2 separate regions of the Homo sapiens genome follow, and region 1 is linked to region 2. Evidence: chromatin contacts called from ENCODE Hi-C or POLR2A ChIA-PET data. All regions are on one chromosome and are shown on one strand. The core of a region is the stretch at or near the end of the contact, and the rest is flanking DNA. Distances in the headings are between cores, read along the strand shown. Region 1 has its middle 26 kb from the start of ITLN1. Region 2 overlaps CD244 (CD244 molecule).

Region 1 (4,510 bases), core at 1,524-4,023, 73 kb before region 2:
GAGCACAGGGTTGGGGGTAAGGTTACAGATTAACAGCATTTTAAGGCAGAAGAATTTTTCTTAGTACAGAACAAAATGGAGTCTCTTATGTCTACTTCTTTCTACACAGACACAGTAACAATCTGATCTCTCTTTCTTTTCTCCACAGGCTCACACCTGTAATCCCAGCACTTTGGGAGGCTGAAGCGGGTGGATCACCTGAGGTCAGGTGTTCAAGACCAGCCTGGCCAACATGGTGAATCCCCATCTCTACTAAAAAATATACAAAAATTAACTGGGTGTGGTGGTGCGCACCTGTAATCTCAGCTGCTTGGGAGACTGAGGCAGGAGAATCACTTGAACCTGGGAGGTGCAGGTTGCAGAGAGCTGATATCGCATCACTGCACTTCAGCCTGGGCAGCAGAGTGAGACTCCATCTCAAAAAAAGTTTTTTTAAATTTTATTAAAAAAATTGAGATGGGGTCTTGCTATTTTGCCCAGGTTGACTCAAACTCATGGGCTCAAGCAATCTTCCCACCTCAGCCTTCAGAGTAGCTGGGATTACAGTTCTGAGCCACCATACCTGGCTCAGCAGTGGGCTTTTGAAGGAAGAGTTGTGCTTTTTCTTTCATTAACCATGCTGGACTGCATGACTGGAGGATGTATTCCTGGTTTCAGGAGTCCTCTGTGAACCTCTGTTTAGCCTTGGTTCCCCTGCGAGGCTTCCTGGACTCCAAGGTTAGCTCCTAAGAAGGGCCTTCGCAAAGCTTCACAAAGAGTTACAGGCCTACATTTATTTTGATTGCTCTAATTTTCTAGACATTTTCCTTACTCTTTATTTTGAAAATGTTCAAATCTACAGTAAAGGGTATGGAAGGCAGAATAATGGCCCCCCAAAGATGTCCACATTCTAATTTCTGAAACCTGTGGATATGTTATCTTAGATGGCAAAAGGGACTTTGCAGATGTGATTAAGTTAAGGATTTTGAGATGAGAGGAGTGTCCTGGATTATCCAGGTGGGCTCAATGTAATCACATGAGTCCTTTAAAGGCAGGCAAAGGGTCAAACAAGGGTACAGAAGGCAGGCAGAGGGTACAGAAAAGGAAATGCGATGATCAGAGCAGAGGTTAGAGTGATGTGTTTTGAAGATAGAGGAAGGAGCCATGAGCTAAGGAGTGTGGGTGGTGTTTGAATCTGGAAAAGAAAACATTCTTCCCTGAGCCCTGAGAAGAAACAGCTCTGCCAACACCTCTCAGCTCCATAAAGCTCATTTTGAATTTCTGACTTCTAGAACTTTAAAACAACAAATTTGTGTTCTAAGACACCACGTTTGTGGTAATTTGTTAAGAGCAGAATAAGAAACAAGGTCTGCAGCTTGTAGCTGCAGCGAACACCGAGAATGAAGTATTCAGACAATTCCAGCTGAGCGGGACAAGTAGCAGCTCTTCTGAGAGAGTGCTGCTTTAAGATGGGTAAGCCAAGTATTTATTGAGAGGGCTTCTTAAACTACAATTTAGACAAACGAGACATTGGCTAGGTAACGATTTGCGGTCTGGTCACGAGGCACATATAGCCTTATTTGTTACATCTAAAAGCACTCAGACCACATTCTTAGGAGGCTGTTCTCAGCCCTCCTTATCACACAACTCCTTATTACACAGTTCCTTATCACACATTCCGTTCCTTGCCCTGTTTTCAGGGTCAAGGAATTTCAGTCTCATGCGCAAACAACATACACACAGTGCCTCAGTATTTTCCCATGCCTCGACCTCAAATGCCTTGCACATAAGCTTGAATATGTTGCTGTGCACCCCCCACATCTCCCCCTTCTTTAATTCTTAGAGCATGCTGGTTATCTAATGCAAGGTAAGCTTCTATCGTTCTTTCCTGATCATAGATGCGTGGGCGGGGGGCAGCACAGAGCCATTTGCAGATGCCTAGCAAACAGATACAAAAAAGAATAGGTATAGTGGCCATCACCCAAATGTGTATGTTTAATCCAGACAACTAAGTGTTCAGGTTCAACCATTGAAAACCTTCTTGTAATTGCTGAAGGATATTTGTTTGTAATTGCTGTGATCATTCTTTTTTTTTTTTTTTTTTTTTTGAGACAGAGTCTCGCTCTGTTGCCCAGGCCGGAGTGCAGTGGCACGACCTTGGCTCACTGCAACCTCTGCCTCCTGGGTTCACGCCATTCTCCTGCCTCAGCCTCCCGAGTAGCTGGGACTACAGGCGCCCGCGACCCCGCCCGGCTAATTTTTTGTATTTTTCGTGGAGATGAGGTTTTACCGTGTTAGCCAGGATGGTCTAGATCTCCTGACCTCGTGATCTGCCCGCCTTGGCCTCCCAAAGTGCTAGGATTACAAGCATGAGCCACCGCGCCTGGCCTGCTGTGATCATTCTTTAAGTTGTTTCTTTAACTCGCACTCAAGAGTAGAAATTTGAGAGGATAAGTGGTCCTGATAAGCCCCTTGTAGGTGCGCCTTCACTCTCTCCCAAGTATATTGGGAGCTATTATATGGCAGAGGTGTGACACAGATAGAATTATATTGCCAATCACAATGTAAATTTTGACAAGTAATGAATACCTGCTGCTGATCCCCCAGCCATTCAACAGCGGCTTTAAGAGCCTCCAGGTGAGACAAAATAGTTTTATCAATATTTACTTGTTCTTGAAATCCATGGGTTACTTTGTATACCATGTGGTTTGCTACCAAGGCTGTGTGAATAGATTGTGTCAGAGAAACAGCTGTAGTAGCGGCAGTTGCTAGTATTGAGAAGTGAAGCCAGCTGGGCTTCTGGGTCCTGTTGGGACTTGGAGAACTTTTCTGTCTAGATAAAGGATTGTAAACACACCAATCAGTGCTCTGTGTCTAGCTAAAGGTTTGTAAATGTACCAATCAGCACTCTGTAAAATGGACCAATCAGCAGGAGGTGGGTGGGGCCAAATAAGGGAATAAACGCTGGCCACTAGAGCCAGCAGCCGCAACCCCATTGGGTCCTGTTCCACTGTGTGGAAGTGTTCTTTCCCTCTTCACAATACATATTGCTGCTGCTCACTCTTTGGGTCCACACTATCTTTATTAGCTGTAACACTCACCACGAGGGTCTGCGGCTTCACTCCTGAGGTCAGTGAGACCACGAACCCACCGGGAGGAACAGACAACTCGATGTGCCACCTTTAAGAGCTGTAACACTCACTGTGAAGGTCTGCAGCTTCACTCCTGAAGTTAGCCAGACCACGAACCCAACGGAAGGAAGAAACTCCGAACACATCTGAACATCTGAAGGGATAAACTCTGGACACACCATCTTTAAGAACTGTAGCACTCACTACGAGGGTCTGTGGCTTCACTCCTGAAGTCAGCGAGACCAAGAACCCACCAGAAGGAAACAGTTCCGGACACAGTATAATAATAGCTGAGACAAAAAAGGCAATTAAAGTGGCCAAAAATCTTTTTTTTGAGTATGAGATAGTGCTTTTCTAAATAACCGTAGGGTTAAATTTACAGGGAGCCACAATTCTACATGCCATTTTAGGATCATGCCATAGGTTATATTTAACTATGTAACATTTTGATGAGACAAGCATGTAGCGTACCAACTACTGGAAGAGAAAGTAATACTATATAAGGATTGATTCTGTTCTATGTTAGGAATACCCTGCCCAGACAAAATTATCTAGGGGTGTGTAGTACAAATCAGGACTGTATCAGTAACATTATTGTGCAAGGAGAGGGTATAGTTGCCACTGCTGTAAATGTAATCACCATACAAAACAACGCATTCAAAAAAGGGAAGACCTAGTCTCCAAATTTGGGTATGAGCAGGGCTTAAAGCTTGCTTCCCTTTTAGTTGTAATATTGGTCCTGAAAGCCCATACTCTGACCAGGTGATGGAACTATTGGAGGACTCCCAAATCCAATAGTCTGATTTGCAGACATAAGATTAGCATGGGGACCCCAATCAAGTAAGGTGCCATTATTAAGCAGAGGCCCTTGTCGTGGCGCAGGTTGTCTGCATGGGGTTCACACTGGACAGCCTCAAACTTACATTGCCAGTCCCTTCTCAGACAGCATATAAGAAGACTAGGCACTTGTGTAGCTTCATTAGAGACCTTAGTGAGATTAATGGTAACAGCAGAAATAAAGGTCAAGTTTGCGGGCTTGGCATCCCTTTTGAGGTGACAGTAAAGATACTCCAGAGGAATAAGAGTAATGTGCTTATCATGGGCTATTGTAGAAAAACAAAGAAGGGGGTTGCTAGACAATAAAGTCAAGGAGTCATTGAGTTTAATCCATCCCAAATTTTCAGTTAAGGGGTAAGACAGGGGCATCCATCGACCTCCCATCCAAGAAGTATCATTAGATGACAAAGGCGGGTCAGCATCCCACCACATAATAACATTTCCAACAGTGGGATTCAGAATATGATTCCAGTAAACATGTTCTTGAGCTGATCCCACTTGGCAAAGGATGAGAATCACCAGCCACCCCAGCATCCATGTCTGTCTTACTTTCTCAAAAGCTC
Region 2 (4,226 bases), core at 451-2,950:
GGCTCTGAGGCATCTTCCAAAAATAAGATGACTTGAGAGGCCCAGAGAGGTTAAATAAATAGTGCAGAGCTCACAGGGTTAGAATTTGAGCCAGGCCTGTCTGATATATCTATGCTCTTGGCATCACTCAGAGGAGGTTAACCAAATGAGCAAAGAGAAAACCTTGACCGTGAGTTCTCAGAGCACGAGGCAATCAGCCACAACACAGAGAAAAGTGGGTTTTGAGGCAGCCCCTGCAGCAGGCAGGTGGGAAGGAAGAAGAGAGCGAGCTGACAGCTCAGTTCTCACGCCTTCTGTATTCCTCAGAATTCAGATTTTGGCCGTTTTTGGTGATCATCGTGATTCTAAGCGCACTGTTCCTTGGCACCCTTGCCTGCTTCTGTGTGTGGAGGAGAAAGAGGAAGGAGAAGCAGTCAGGTGAGTGGAAGGTCCTTAGGGTGGTGCTCCTGCCTGAGGCCTTGGATCCTGTGACTTTGTCCTGCGTCCAGTGGGATGTGTCTGGGAGCACAGCATCTCCTTTTCCTCAACGAGCTTTGGTATGTTTGTGTGCGTGGTGGCGGGGGGCAAGCAGGTTGCTAGGCTCTCTCTCCCAGTTCATGCCTTCTGATCCCAATGCGCAGATTTCCCTGTAGACAGCTGGTTTGGGAGGAGGTGTGGGAGGGGCAGTTCGGTTGCTGCCTCTGTGCTCTTTGGGGTTCCTGGGAAGAGCATTAACTTGCCTCCTTTCTAGAACCTTTTTTAAGGTTTGGCCATTTGGGGTAGAGGTGGGACCTGTTAGAAGCAAAAGCCCTTCTGGAGGTTTCTGCAGCTCTGCTCTTTGTTTTCTTCCTCCCTCAGAGACCAGTCCCAAGGAATTTTTGACAATTTACGAAGATGTCAAGGATCTGAAAACCAGGAGAAATCACGTATGTCATCCCGGAGGCTGGGGTCTCTCTCAGCTGGCTTGGAAAATGCTCTTTCAATGATGGTTATTCAGAGCAGAGGGACAAAAAGGACTGAACGACTGTCCTTTTGATGTGACCCTCAGCCCTTCCCCATCTATCTTTTCTCCACCTGCTTCCTAGTTCTGGTGATGGAGGAAAAGAGGAAACAAAAGGAGCAGAGGAGATGAAAGGGAGGCTGAAGGGGCATCTTGGTGCAGAATTGCACCTGCTGAGAAGGGATGGAGCACAACAGAAATCAATGACAGAGGCAGAGTGCTGCTGTGGTATTTGTTGTCTGACCACAAATTCTTTTTCCTAATGAGTCAGGGCTTACATTCATGAGTCCCTTAATGGTGACACAGGCTGGGAAGTGTGACCAGCCAAAGCATAATAGTTTTGTAGCTGGCTCAATAGGCTGCATTCACAGCCTTTTGGAAGAAGAGGCCTGAGTGTGGCTGAGGTACTAGAGAGAGTAACCAGCCTGGCACAAAGCCCACCAGCCTGAGTAGGCTCCTCCAGGAGCCTCTCGCCTGCTCTTCGCAGCAGGCAGGGGCCAACTCTGCCTGTCATCCAAGAATTAGAAGAGGAGGAAATTGCAGAGGGCCTGCAGATGCCCCCACTGCTGTGTCTCGCTTAGGGCAGATGTGGTGACAGGCCCAGGGGAAAAGCTCTGATGGAGCCTACCAAACTGCTGGCAGGAAGTGGGGCAGGGTGGGTGAAGTGGGGCGGAAGTGCCTTCTTTCCACTGCCCCCTGGCGCTTTGCTGTGGAGACCCAGCAGCACGCAGGAAGCACATGTGGTGGGGCTCTTCCGTGCTGGCCACATACGTGAGGCCCTGTGCAGCCTCGCAGAGCAGGCAAGCATCCTCTCCCAGATGCCTCTGGGTTCAGAGGCTGTTAGAGCAGCTCCCCATGCCTGTTTTTTTATTTTTATCTTTATTTATTTATTTATTTTTGCCCCAGCAGTGGCTATGGGAATGTGAAAAATAAAGCAGTGGCTATTGGAATGTGAATAATAAAAGGGGACTTTGTTTCTCTCACTGCTACCAGACTCTGGTACAAATTCCTGAAAGCATGTGAATCTACCCACAGCCAGTGATGCCCGGGTGCTTGCTAAAAATAATCTATTTTTCCAAAAAGAAGATGACTTGAGATTAGGAGACCACAGGAGGAAAAACAACTTAGAGCAAAGGAAACCTCTTTGGGATTCAGGCCTATTAGCTTACTTCTTCCGACTCAAGAGCTCCTCCCTGCCTGGCCTCAGCCCTCTCTGGCCTCTCCCTATTGTCTCAGGGCTCCAATTTGAAGGCCTAAATCTCAAGTTTCATGTGGTCTCACTTTGAGACCCAGCTCTAATCTTTCTAGAAACACTTCACACGGGTCTGGACGGGAGAGAAAAGCAACAAACTCCTGCAGTATTTTAAAACACAAATGAAGTTATTGACATTGTCAGATGCCCATGACTCCCCAGCCTCTAAGGACAGCTGACAGTTCTCTGCTTCTCTTAGCTTCTTCTTGCTTCCAGGAATTTTGCTTGCACCTTGCCTAATGAACCCTGCTGCCTCCACTGGCTCCCAGTAGAACCCAAACTGGCAATATGCTTTCAGTGGCCGGCAGCATGAAATACCTCCACCACCGATTTCCTAAGGGGTAGGAACAAGAAAAGGGAAGCAGGAAGCTCTGCTTCCTGCTTTGGCCCTTGGGTTCAGGGCTGCACCCAGCACTATAGCTGCCCAGGGCGCTGACTTGAGGTCAAGGGCAAGGTGGCCTCAAAGATGATCTAGAGAGGGCTTAACTGTGTTTGGTCTTTGAAATGTTTAAACTTTCTGAATTTCAGTGCTCTGAGGTAAGGCTCAGATAACAGCCCTACTCAGAGCTCTGCAAGGAAGGGTTTCTAAGTTACTAAAGGAAAGAAAGTGACAGCATTCTCTTTGAGCAGGGTTGCTGGAACCCCTCACACCTAGGTGGTTCCTTGCTCCTGATACTAATGGTTCCACTCCAAACTGCTCTTCTTCCTGTCTCTTCCCATCTTGGGAGGATCAATGACTCTCCCCAGTCCTGCCACCTCCCTCCCAGTCTCCTGAAAAGCCCTCTTCTTTGTGCTGTTTTTCCCCACTCAATCTAAATCTGGACAGACCGAACTGTCGCTCATGTTACCCCATCTCCATTTCTTGTGCAGGAGCAGGAGCAGACTTTTCCTGGAGGGGGGAGCACCATCTACTCTATGATCCAGTCCCAGGTACCTCTCCAGTTTCTCTAGTCCATTCCATACCTATCTCTGGGGTTTCCTAATGCCCCCCTGAAACTCACACCATTGAATGGCAGAATAAGATCTTGGTGCTTCTAGAATCCAGAAGATAGCTTGGCTTCAGTTGCATTAACACATTATTTGAAAAGATCCGTGTGATACTAGAGCATCTTAACACAGCTGGGAAGCCTGATGTGGACATTCCTTCTTCTTCCGTGTCTGGCAGAAGGTCTGGCCCAGATAAAGTCTATAGGAGCAGAAACCTGGTTAGGGGACTCAACTTCTGCTTTCTTGCCCTGCTGCTGCTTCTAATACTTGGGGCCCTTGCACTTTTTATCCCTATTCCCTATTATATTCGTTTTCAGGAAAGAATGAATCTGCATTGATCTCTTTTATTTTATTATGACTTAGCAATAATGTCCATTTTCTTTTCTTTTAAAACAATTTTATTGTTTAGAGACAGGGTCTCTTTATTTATTTTTTATTTCCATAGGTTTTTTTGGGAACAGGTGGCATTTGGTGTCATGAGTCAGTTCTTTAGTGGTGATTTGTGAGATTTTTGGTATACCCGTTATGAGACAGGATCTCATTCTGTCTACCAGGCTGAGTGCAATGGTAGAATCATAGCTTACTGAAGCCTTGAATTCCCGGCCTCAAGTGATCCTCCCACCTCAGCCTCCTGGGTAGCTAGGTCTGCAGGTGTGTACCACTGCACCCAGCTGTATTTTCTTACTAAATCTCACATAACAGCCTCATGAAAATAGTTCTAATACTTTAGATGTGGTCTACATTCCATATCACAATGAGGAAACCGAGACTCAGGTCAACTGATATCTCAAGGCTACATAGCTAGGTAGTGGCAGAGCTGAGCCAAAGGGTTTCTGAGTCTCCATTGCACCTCCTCATACTCCACCTCTTATATTCTGGGATTACAGAAATTCACTCATAAACTGGAGAAGCATCCTTTAATACTGATGGCTAAAATGACATTGATAACCCAGGCTGGGACATCTCTCCCAAGGGAAACACTGCCTCCTGGTGGCCAGTAATAAAAGA

What was found. Hi-C counts contacts between places; a loop is a spot of excess contacts on that map. ChIA-PET counts read pairs that join two places held with the same protein, here RNA polymerase II (POLR2A). Pooled maps may share reads with other maps.
Region 1: a map of Calu3 shows a loop between it and region 2 (2.0-fold over the local background). The contact joins two enhancer-like sites. A Hi-C loop is called at or near these places in 1 of 168 maps with a recorded cell type or tissue (Calu3) and 1 of 50 pooled maps. POLR2A ChIA-PET finds 5 or more read pairs at or near these places in 4 of 52 experiments (A673, HEK293, MCF 10A and 1 more).

The regions. Positions count from the first base shown.
Region 1 is chr1:160,908,779-160,913,288 of GRCh38, reverse strand. No RefSeq gene overlaps it. Among named protein-coding and RNA genes, the nearest start is that of ITLN1, 26 kb to the right of the region's middle. RefSeq lists an enhancer at 1-547 and a silencer at 1,516-1,810. Within about 2 kb of position 2,773, at least 2 of the 41 ENCODE cell types and tissues checked have a DNase peak (open chromatin) inside an H3K27ac peak, as active enhancers do.
Region 2 is chr1:160,835,130-160,839,355 of GRCh38, reverse strand. CD244 (CD244 molecule) reads left to right here. Exons shown (of 9, transcript NM_016382.4): 4 at 307-417; 5 at 838-905; 6 at 3,102-3,161. Among named protein-coding and RNA genes, the nearest start is that of CD244, 26 kb to the left of the region's middle. RefSeq lists enhancers at 1,497-1,626, 1,630-2,144. Within about 2 kb of position 1,700, at least 12 of the 41 ENCODE cell types and tissues checked have a DNase peak (open chromatin) inside an H3K27ac peak, as active enhancers do.